Regions from separate parts of the Mus musculus genome. Here region 2 is linked to region 1. A link is a contact called in ENCODE POLR2A ChIA-PET data. All regions are on one chromosome and are shown on one strand. Each heading gives the region's core, a stretch centred on a gene start or an enhancer-like site at or near the end of the contact. The rest is flanking DNA. Distances are from core to core; before and after follow the strand shown. Region 1 holds the start of Sqstm1 (sequestosome 1). Region 2 holds the start of Rufy1 (RUN and FYVE domain containing 1).

Region 1 (5,439 bases), core at 2,117-4,616:
CACCATGTGGTTGCTGGGATTTGAACTCAGGACCTCTGGAAGAGCACTCAGTGCTCTTAACCATTGAGCCATCTCTCCAGCCCGAGCTTTTTTCTTATTTTTTTCTTTTTGTTTTTTTGAGACAGGGTTTCCTTTTTTTTGTTTTTTTGTTTTTGAGACAGGGTTTCTCTGTGTAGCCCTGGCTGTCCTGGAACTCACTCTGTAGAGCAGGCTGCCAAGCTTATTCCTTGACATATGGACTACATGAGACTTAACAAAATGAATCAAGGGGCAGGAGAGATGGCTCAGGGCTTAAAAGCACTTACTGCTCTTCCAGAGGTCCTGAGTTCAATTCCCAGCAACCACATGGTGGCTCACAACCTTCTGTACTGGGATCTGATGCCCTCTTCTAGTGTGTCTGGAGCTAGCTTCAGTGAGGAGACCATTGCCAAGTCTTTGGGGGGGGACCCAAGGAGACAGACAGCAGAGGTCCTGGGCCACTCTTGCTCCTGTCACAGAACCTCCCTCTTAACTCAGGCAGGCCACTTGAGGCCTGCACACTTACTTCCCTGGTAGCTTCTATTAGTGCTCCTGTGGGGAATCCCCTAGGGAGGGGTTCAGGTCCTCCCATTCCTGACACATTTCAAAGACAAGGTTAGTCACCTATCCAAAGTGCTATCTCTCGATTCAGGTGACAAGCCTTTCCCTTTCCTCCTAGTCTACGCTTCAGTGGGTGAGGGACAGGTGGACTCATGAACAAGACATCAGACATTGGCAAGATGCCTGGTCTGACTTATCTTGGCAACCTTGGCCTCTGAAAGTTCACTTTGCTGTCGGGTCCTCCAGAGACCCCTCCCGAGACCCTTCTCCAGACATCACACCCTCAAGGACCTTTTCCATCCTGTCTGCTGGCACTGGACCGGATGGCAGCAGCTTGGGATCCCCCTGTTATGACCATGATCATGGGACTCTGACTCATAGCCGCCCAGGCCACCTGACCACAGCAAGCAGAAAGGGCCCTACCAGGGGGTTCCCCAGCCACCGCCTTGTTTACCTCCCTGGTTGGCCTGGGAACTCAGGAGAGAGCCTGAGTCGCTGTAGGCTGTAGGGCATGCTGGCCTGGCCTGGAACCCAGGGCATCTCCCCATTTCTCTTTCTTCCACTGGTGACAGAGTAAAGGATTTCCCCACAGTTCCCCATTGGCTCAGACATTCCATAGGAAGTTTGGTCTGATTGAAGCTTTAAGGCTGTCAGGCCACTAGACTGCTGAGTCACGCTTGGCCAGCAGCTGACATCGGGATACAGCCTTTGCGTCCCCACTGTCCTCTGCATTAGCAGAGGGTCCTGCAGGATCAGGGGCCTTTTCCTGGGCTAGCAACTGTTGGAGAGGAAAGCCTAAAACTGGGATTGTCCTCTGGGGCAATAGGTGTGTACCTTCTAGCCACCAGGGAAATGGCAGTCACACCTGTGTGGCAAATCACTGTCCATTGCTGAGTTTTCCTAAAATTACAGATTTTTCTGCTCTCACAAAACCAATTCTGAGAGAGGTCCAGGGAAGACATGATAACTGGGAGAGGGGCCCTAGGAAGCTGGTGTGGAGACCCTGCCTCAGGGAGACGACTTGAGCTCCAATTCTGCCCTGCATGTCTTCTCCCATGACTTTGACTCAGCAGGTCTAGTCCTATGGAAAGGACCATACCTAGAAGGCCTTACAGGGTGACACCCTTCTCAGCCTCTAGCCTTCCCAGGACTGGGTTCCTGCTAAGAGCTCATTTTACTTTATTCATTTAATTTGTGGTTTGTTTTTATTTTTCCCTGAGACAGGGTTGCTCTGTGTAGCCCTGGCTGTCCTGGAACTCACTCTGTAGACCAGGCTGGCCTTGAACTCAGAAATCCACCTGCCTCTGCCTCCCAAGTTCTGGGGTTAAAGGCATGTGCCACCACTGCCCTGCTTAATTTGTTTTTTTTTTGAGAGTAGGACTTGCTATGCAAGCCTGGCCGAGCCTTGAATTAGAATTCCTCTTGACTCAGCTTCCCAAGGGCTGGGGTTACAGATGTGTGTCATCATGCTAGCTAACAGGTCACTCTGGCCACAGAAAGCAGCATTTCCTGGTTTTGGCGTTTGTATTGGGGGTTGAACCTAAGATGTAACACATACTAGGCAGGTGCTCTGTCACTGAGCTATATCCCTATGCACCAAATTCCCATTAATGATATCTCCCGGGTATATCCCTACTAAGCTAAATCCTCATGACCTGTATCCCTACTAAGCTAAATCTCTATAAGCTGTATCCCTACTAAGCTAAATCTCCTGTATCCTTACTAAACTGTATAGCCAGATTCTTTATTCCCGCCCCCCAGCACCCAGACTTTTTTTCTTTCTTAGAAGCCTCATGCAGCCAAGGCTGGCTTTGAACTCTGGAACCTCTGACCTCCCAAGTACTAGGATCACTTTCTATTTTGAAACAGTTTCACCAAGTTGCTCAAGCAGAATATCTTGAACTTGGTCTTTTCCTGCCTCAGCACCTCAAACAGCTGGAATAACCAACCTGTGGCACAGGACTGGCTATAGCTTGTATTTTGGTTCCTAGATGGAGGGCAGGTGGTCTGATCCCTTTGTGCTTTGAAGCCACTAAGGCCTGAGATACATGTACCTTCCGAGAGAGAGAGAGAGAGAAAGAGAGAGAGAGAGAGAGAGAGAGAGAGAGAGAGAATATGAATGTGTGTGTATGTGTGTGTGTGTCTGGGCTGCAGTGAGGAATCTCTGGTTGCAATGAACAGGTTGTGACTACTGCTGCCTCTGGAGCCCTGGCTACCCCTCTTACAGGGTGGGTTTGTGAGAAGTCACCAGTGCTTGTCCAACACCTCTCAACCTGATCTTTGTTAAATTGGGTGAGGCCTAAGATGGTGGGTGATGTTCCTTTATTCAGTGAGGGGCTGGTCATGGTGGATGCCTGGAAGGGGGTGGGAGTGGGGGCTACTACCGGGGACACTATGTTTAGGAGGGTCGGAATAGCATCCTGTGAGACAGCCTGTTTGGCTAAAAGAATGGCTACCTGACAGTAGACATCTGTGTCCTCCTAGCTTCTGGGCCGTACATCCCCCCTGGCTTGGGGACGACACTGCTGAGTCATAGGCAGGCCCAAGCCTGGGAGGTACCTAGGCTCGATACTTACGGGTCCTTTTCCCAACGACTTGAGGCTGAGGCTGGTCTCTTGTGGTCACCCATGTATTCGGTGGGAAAGAAAAGAGTAGGCAGTGGGGTCGTCTCGACCCCGTACCTTTCAAGGGTCCCATCAAGGGGGCTCCAGCGGCCGCCCCAGCCTAGGGGAGGGGCGGGGCTCATAGAGGCTCCGCCCCCACGAGGCGGGGCTCCCCCGTTTTCTATAAAAGCTGGGCTCTCGGCGCCGCCGCTGCCCAGCTGTTTCGTCCGTACCTAGACCGCGGTTATGGCGTCGTTCACGGTGAAGGCCTATCTTCTGGGCAAGGAGGAGGCGACCCGCGAGATCCGCCGCTTCAGCTTCTGCTTCAGCCCGGAGCCGGAGGCGGAAGCCCAAGCCGCGGCCGGCCCGGGGCCCTGCGAGAGGCTGCTGAGCCGAGTGGCTGTGCTGTTCCCCACGCTGAGGCCTGGCGGCTTCCAGGCGCACTACCGCGGTGAGGGCCTGGGGCGGGGAAGCCAACCTCCCCCGCCAGGGAGTAGTAGGTCTGGGCGAGGACGAGGCGGCGTGTCCTCTGGCTCCCCGCGGGGACAGGGTGGTCAGGCGGCCGCTCAGGTTACATCTAACATCCAGCGGTTCGCTTGCTCCCCGTAACGCCCGGTGGTGGGTTCAGTTAAAGCCCCGGAAGACCTGGGACCAGGCAGACGTGGAGGAGGGGTGGAGAGGAGTGACGCGGATAAATAAGCAGCGGGGGCGGGGTGGGGCAGCCCGTGGGAAGGGAGGTAGGGGACCCCGGAACTAGCTCAGTCTCTTGCGTTGGAGTGGCTGGTGGCTGCATGGGGTGGAGCTAGAGGTTGTTGACAAGAGACGAGTGGACAAGACCCTCCCTGTGGGAGGGAATGGTTTTGCGATCTCTATGGAGGACTGTGGGTAGGCCAGGTTGGTTGGTCAGTCTCTCTCTTTTCTGAAATAAAGCCACGTAGCCTGATTGGCCTGGAATTCACGAGTGGTTTAGGCCGTCCTCAATCACTCCAATCCTCTTGTCTCAATTTTCTAGTGCAGGAATCACAGGGACTACTGGACAGAAAATTTTCAGTGTAACTGCGTTATAACCTAGGACCTGTGCAATTCACCCAGTAAAAGTGTATAACGATTATTCTTTCGTATTAGCAGAGACAGGTCTTACTATATGGCCGGGATGGCCTGTATCTCTAAATTGTCCTTCTGAGTCATCTTTGTGCTAGGCATCCAGTCCAGGGCTTCATGCATGTTAGGCCCTCGAGCAACTGAGCTACCTCCCCAGCTCCTTGCATTTAAAAAAAAAAAATGAGTTGTATAACTATTTTCACATTCGGCTTAGAATCTCTTCATTGTTTTATAAATTTTATTTATATATTACATAAAAATTATATAACAATTATTGTAATAATTATTATTTTATTATATAATTTTTTTCCTGTTTGTCATCTTGTATCCTTTCCAGTTCCAGGCAATGGCTGGTCTACTTTAGTATTCATTTTACTATTAGGAATTAGAACACATTAAAATGGCTTTTTTTTTTTTTTTTGGTTGCTTTTTCAAGACAGGGTTTCTCTAGGTAGCTTTGGCTGGTCTGTAGACCAGGCTGGCACAGTGAATCTTTGTTCATTCACTTATTAATATGTCTAAGGCCCATTTGTATTACAGCTCTCACTAGTACATCTTCCCCCCTCCAGTACTGGGAATTGAACCTAGGGCTTTGCATATGCTAGTCAAGGGCTCTATTTCTGTACATGGGCAGTATTTAATTTCTTTTTGTGTATGAAGAATAGTCTTCTTTGAATATGTCATGTTTAATTTATCTGGTCTGTAGTTTATGGACACTGTTTCTTTTGAGGCAATCTCTCTCATCTCCCTTATGGTAGCTGTTGCTAAATGGTTGCTCAGAGGCTCAGTCCAGCCTGCAGGTGTGTGGTTTTGGCCTGTATAAGGTTTTTGTACTGTATCAGGTTTTATACAGACTATTTGTACTGACATAGAAGCATATGGCTGTGATCCCAGTTATTGTGAGCTAACAAAATGAAGCCAGATGGGTTTGAGAAATCGCTCAATGGTTAAAGCCTTGGCTGCTCTTCTAGAGGACCCAAGTTCTGTCCCTAGCACTCATCACAGCTGCAGGTCCTGGAGACCCAACACCTCTTCTGGCCTTTGTGGCACACACATACACTTAAGTGTGTGTGTGTGTGATGTGTACATACAATATTAAAAAAACAAAACAAAACCTGGAAGCCTGGTTGCATGTTTGTAATCCCAGCACGAAGGC
Region 2 (5,906 bases), core at 2,400-4,899, 220 kb before region 1:
TATAACTCCAGTCCCAGGAGATCCAACACCCTCTGGCCTCTCAGGGCACTATGCATATGTGGTATACATAAACTCATGCACACACACACAGAGCTACACAGAAATAAAAATGAACTCTCTGGGGTGATAGTGTACTTTAATCCCAGCCCTGAGAGGCAAAGTCAGGAAGATCTCTGTGAGATCAAGACCGGCCTGAGCTCCAGGACAACCAGGGTTACACAGGGAGATCCTGTCTCAAATAAATAAATAAATAAATAAATGCTTTTAAAGCGCATGAAGAGATTATGAGGGAGTTCATAAATCCACATCCTGTATAATGATATGAAAAGGAGTCAGAAAGACTGATGGGTCATGATGGAGGAAAACAGGAGGCACAGCTTACGAGGTGAGGACTCTTTTGTCTCACAAGATGAGGATGCTGAGGGCAGGCTAGGCCCTTCTCTAACTCACTCCATCATGAATAAAAATGTGCTTTTTCAGGCTGTGCCATAGGAGATGCTATTTTATAGGCAGTTTTTGGCTCTGTTTAGGGAGAAGGGATGTTAGGAGAAAAGAAAACTAGGGAGGATTAATGGTGATGGGGATCAATTTGTTGTGCAATAAACCTGAGAAGGTGAAGATCAGAAAAGATGAGAGAGAGAATTTCTCTTACAGGTGAGGTGTCTTATCAGCAGTGGGGATCCGGGAGGGCAGAGGGAGGGATTGAGGTCTGATGTGGTCAAGAAATGTTAAAATAGAATATGCAGGAATGGCGTTAGTAGTGTTGACTTCAGGAAATTGAAACAGTCACAAGTAGGGCTGCTGTTGATGCAGGAGAGTAGTCACAGGAAGGGGGGCACTGTTCAGGCTACAGTGGAGTTGCCTCTGAGTTGCCACTCATGGATGACTGGAGCCCCTGGATGGACCCACAACTTCACCATCTGTCAGTCACAGACCATGCAACACAGACTTATTAAATGGGTGGTTTCTGGGACTAGAACCAAACTAAAAGCTTGTCACTCTGAGGGTGAATTGAAAGGGTTGGGAAACATGGATATTTCAAAATCATAGGAGGGAAAACAGGCCCAAGAACTGACTGGCCACACCAGACCAAGTGTAGTGTGGAATTCCCTGGACCTCATAAATTGGTGGACACCTAGCACTAAGATGACATGGCATGGCCCACCAGCCTGACACCCAGTATGCACCAAGGATCAACCGTCACAAAACACTACTCTGATGCTAAAGCGCCAGCTCAGCTTGGGCCCTGCTGCTCACTAGAATGCCTGCTGGTCTACCTGTGTGCCTGGTGGACCTGGACACACACACACAGAGTTTCCTGCTCCAGCCTATTTCCACTCTTCCCGAGACTCCACCCTGAAGCCTGTCTCTCCCCTGGGCCACAGCAGCATCTTCATCCCAGGGTTGGTCTCAGGTTCTTACCCATGGAGATTCTATTGACATTTCTGTCCGTGCACTCTCAAACCCTTTGCACTCTGCCATAGCCTCTTGAATCTACTCTGTAAACCACATAATAGAGACCTATAGAGAGCTATATTTACTGTGTGCAGTGTGACAGAATTAAAGTGGGAATCAATGAATCTGCATTAGCCCCTGCCACATTTCCGAAACAGGCGGGGTTGTCTGAGACACTGCCACCACAGAAACCACCAAGCATTGTGAAGGTGCACCGAGGCTGAGTCACTTCTCAGATCTTCAAATTCATCTGCATTAAATTTGGTGACGGCCCCATTCTTTGAGATGTGGGTGGATCTTCTATCGGTCAGTGTACTTGAGCCTAGCCCTGTGTAAGGCCTCATCACATGCTTCTCCTCCTGCAGCTTGGTGCAGTGGGCATGATGATCTACACACAACATGAACCTTTCCTCTGTGCCTCAGAGCACACAGACGCTATGCTAAGCTTCTCTATATTGTTCGAGGCTTAGTGTCTGTAATGCCAAAGGGAGCACAAATAATTTCTCATAGCAGCCATCCAACCACTACCAATAATGTGCTACCATCAGGAAACATATTCTAAGTTGTCCATGATTCAAAAAGGACTAAAATCCAAATTTTTAGGTGAAATTATTTGATCTCTAACAATCTACCACAACATTTTATTTTATTCTATTTGTTGAGACAGGATCTTACTACCTAGCCCTGGCTGGACTGAAACTGGTTATGTAAACTAGGCTGGCCTTAAACTCACAAAAATTTACCTGCCTCTGCCTCCAAAGTGCTGGGATTAAAAGTGTGTGCCACCACACCTGGCCTGCAACAACACTGTAATAATTTTAAACACTAAGAGTTCTGTGGTTTGACATGGTCCAAACTGTTAAATTCTTTTTTGCAAATTGTTACATTCTCATGACATTCGCATCTCCATCTTGCCAAATTCCCTTCTATCCCTAGTAAGAAAATAGGCTGAATAACCACATATCTGTAGGGTGACTTATCCAAGCCAGAGTTGGAAAGCAGAGACAATAATCACAAGGTACGTTGTGTGCTGCGTTTCCTTATCACTTAGGAATGAGGTTGGTTCAATTCCTATCAACTTAATTAATAGCAGAATACAGAGCTCATTTCCAGACCACCACTGCTGACCTTGCCTGCTAGGCTGTCATTCAGATTCATTTGATTTGAAAGAAAAAGCCCCACCACCACACACACACCTCTGACTCATCTGTCCTAATTTCTTTGGCAGCCCTTTTACAGCCTGTTCTGAAGAAAGCTGCCGAAAAATATGAAGTCGAAAATATTAGACATGAGTTGGCATGGTAAGGCACACATAAAATCCCCATACTCACTTGACAGAGGCAGGGGGATCACCAGTTCAAGGCCAGTGCTCTATTACTGAGTTCTAGGCCAGCCGGAGCTACAGACTGAAATTCTGACTGGGAACATAGCTCTGCTAGTTCTGCTAGTAGAGTGCCTGCCTAGCATGGTGTGGGGTCAGAAGCACTTGGGAGATGGAGACAGGAGGATCACAAATTCAACGGTCCTGTTGGTTATGTGTGTTGGGGGTTGGGTGAAGCTCAGTGGTAGAGGTCTTGATTAGCATGTATGAGATACGAAGTACAATTCCCAGAACTGCCATGCCGCGCGCGCGCGCACGCGCGCGCGCACACACACACACACACCCCAGAAAAAAGTAGTTAAGCACACCCCTGCCAAGTGGCCTACTGGGGGTGATGGGGACTGCGTTGTTGAGACAGGGTTTCTCTGTGTAACTCTGGCTGTCCTGGAACTCACTCCGTTGACTCTGCTGTCCTCAGCGATATTGCCTGCCTATGCCTCCCTGATGCTGGGATTAAATGCTTGTCCCACCACCACTTGGCTACATGGCCTGTTTTAATGTCTCCCTTGTGTGGGGGAAAGAAACAACAATAACAACAACAAATAAAAATCCAACAGTGAGATTTTGATTCAAAGGGGGAAAAGGCATGTGAAATGAAAGTTTAAAAGAGGAAGTTGTGTCGCAAAACGTTAAAATAAGGCGCATTCCCGGGGTGGGAAGTAGAAAGTCCAAAAGTAACTTCCAAGTGCTCCGGGCTGGGAATCACCTACGGTTAGGAATCGTACTTTCCCGAATGCTATACAAGGAAAGCAAGCCCAGGTGAGAGCGAGCAAGGCCGCAGCGGCTTAAGGTCGTCGGTCCAGGGCAGCGGCGGGTCACGTGACCTAACAACATGGCCGCCCGCGGAGAATGCCGCCGGGCGGGGCAGGATTCGGAGCCGGAGCCGGAGCGGGAGCCGGAGTCCGAGCCGGGGCCGGAGCCTGAGCCCCAAGCAGGCCTAGAGTCCGGGGAAGCGTTCGAGATCGTGGACCGGAGCCAGCTGCCGAGTCCCGGCGAGCTGCGGAGTGCGTCGCGGCCTCGAGTGGCCGACAGCTGGTCGGCGCCCATCCTGACGCTGGCGCGCAGAGCCACCGGGAACCTGTCGGCGAGCTGCGGCAGCGCGCTGCGCGCGGCCGCGGGGCTGGGAGACGGCGGCGGCGGCGGGGAGCGCGCAGGTAGGCCGGGGTCCCGCGGGCCGGGGCTGCTCCCGGGCTGGGGAAACCTGACCGGCCGGACGAGCTGCTCCGCGGAGCTGTGCCGCGCGGCGCGGCACGGGGCTCTGCAATTGGTGTCACCCACCGGGCCAGGGTGACTGCGGCCCGGGACTCCCCTCCCACCTTGTTTGTCTTTGTGAACCTCAGAGCAGCTGCGTCGTGATCACGGATTGACTTTAAATAGGAGGTTTACATTAGAGGCTTAGACGGAAAATCACCAGTGTTCGTATTTTGCATACTTGACAAATGAAGTCCGGTGCTGGTCCCCAGTTAACAATCTCGGCAGCCAGCCGGTTTGCACCTGCGGCTGAGGTTGACAGCGTATTCCAAAGTTGGTGAGAGCAGCGAGTCAGAGTCAGGAGGTTTTAGTTCCCTTTATTCTCCCGCCACTAACCCCCAACCCCACCCCCCGTGGGACGAAGACTTCCCATCACCTGTCCTACTCGCGTTTCCCAGTCTATAAAAACGGGGATTAAAAAAAAAATTAATCAGCTACGTTGAATAATCCAATTCAGCTGTTATGATCTAGATTAGAATTTCAGCATACCAATAAAGAACAAAAGTAAATTATTATTTGTTTTTTATAGCTGGGCTTGGTGATTCGGGTGCATACTTCCTGCACATGTTAATGTACGTGCTCAGAACTGCGCTAATTATAATCCATTGGTGTTTCTGAACATATCTAAAATTAAAATATAAAGGATAGCCAAGGGCGTTGTGGTGCTCGCCTTTAAGACCCGCACTTAGGAGGTAAAGGCTTGTGGAGCTCTGAGAGTTTGAGACCCACCTGGTGTACACAGTGAGCCCCTGCCTCTAAATAAATAAACAGACAAATAAATAAATAACCACGTTTCACTTGGCCTGGTCACTTACTGTGAATGGACCATGCAGACTTCAGGTTGCTGAGGTAAAGTGAGTGTTGACTGTAAATGCCTGGGGCATCACGTGCATACAATAGACTTTAGTACCCAGATTTTATTTTAAAGAACAAAATCACAACAAAAACAACAAAAAAGCTTCTTTCCTTGGTAATGAATTAACCTTGATTTTTCGGTTTTGGTCTTGGTTTTTGTTTGGGGTTTTTTTGTTTTGTTTTTAGTTTTTTGTTTTGAGACAGGGTTTCTCTAAGTATCCCTGGCTGTCCTAGAACTCACTCTGTAGACCTGGCTGGACTCGAACTCAGAAATCCTCCTGCCTCTGCCTTCTTCATGCTAGAATTAAAGATGTGCACCACCACCGCCTGGCAATCTTGGTTATTTTTATAACCTTTTCATTTGTGTGTGTATATGGGTTCACATATGTTTGTACATGTGCTTGTGTACTTGGAGACCAGAAGTTGGCTGTTTTCCTCAACTGTTTAACCCACCTTATTTTTGAGACAAGGTCTCTCACTAAGCCCGGAGCTAACCAATTGGCCACACTGTCCAAAAAGACCCAGGTGTTAGCATTCTGTCTAAACTCCACCCCCACAGTTACCTAGCAAGAGCCAGGCAGGCCTGACCCACTATAAAAGGGGCTGCTTGCCCCCTCCTCCCTCTTACTCTTGCTTCCCCCTTGCTTCTCTCTTGCTCTTCCCTTCCCCCTCCCCGTCCCCCTCTCTCCACGTGTTCATGGCCATGCCCGGCCTATACTTCTCAACTCTCTCCCTCTCTCTGCCTCTACTACGCTCTTAACTTCCCTCCCCATGCCCTGAATAAGCTCTATTCTATACCATCATGTGGCTGGTCCCTCAGAGGGTAGGGGGTGCCTTGGCATGGACCCGCCGAGGCAGCCCCTTCCCCCATACCTCACCACACCCCCATAGAACATATCTTATACCTCTTTATCTTTTTTTTATAAACACATCGCCAGGTATCGTCCTGTCTCTGCTTTCCCAG

The links. ChIA-PET counts read pairs that join two places held with the same protein, here RNA polymerase II (POLR2A).
Region 2: POLR2A ChIA-PET joins it to region 1 with 16 read pairs in Patski. The contact joins the promoter of Rufy1 here to the promoter of Sqstm1 in region 1. POLR2A ChIA-PET finds 5 or more read pairs at or near these places in 4 of 5 experiments (Patski and embryonic stem cell).

The regions. Positions count from the first base shown.
Region 1 is chr11:50,208,747-50,214,185 of GRCm38, reverse strand. It overlaps Sqstm1 (sequestosome 1), which reads left to right and starts at 3,366. Exons shown (of 8, transcript NM_011018.3): 1 at 3,366-3,633. The coding sequence starts at 3,429.
Region 2 is chr11:50,428,868-50,434,773 of GRCm38, reverse strand. Rufy1 (RUN and FYVE domain containing 1) reads left to right here and starts at 3,649. Exons shown (of 18, transcript NM_172557.3): 1 at 3,649-3,990. The coding sequence starts at 3,669.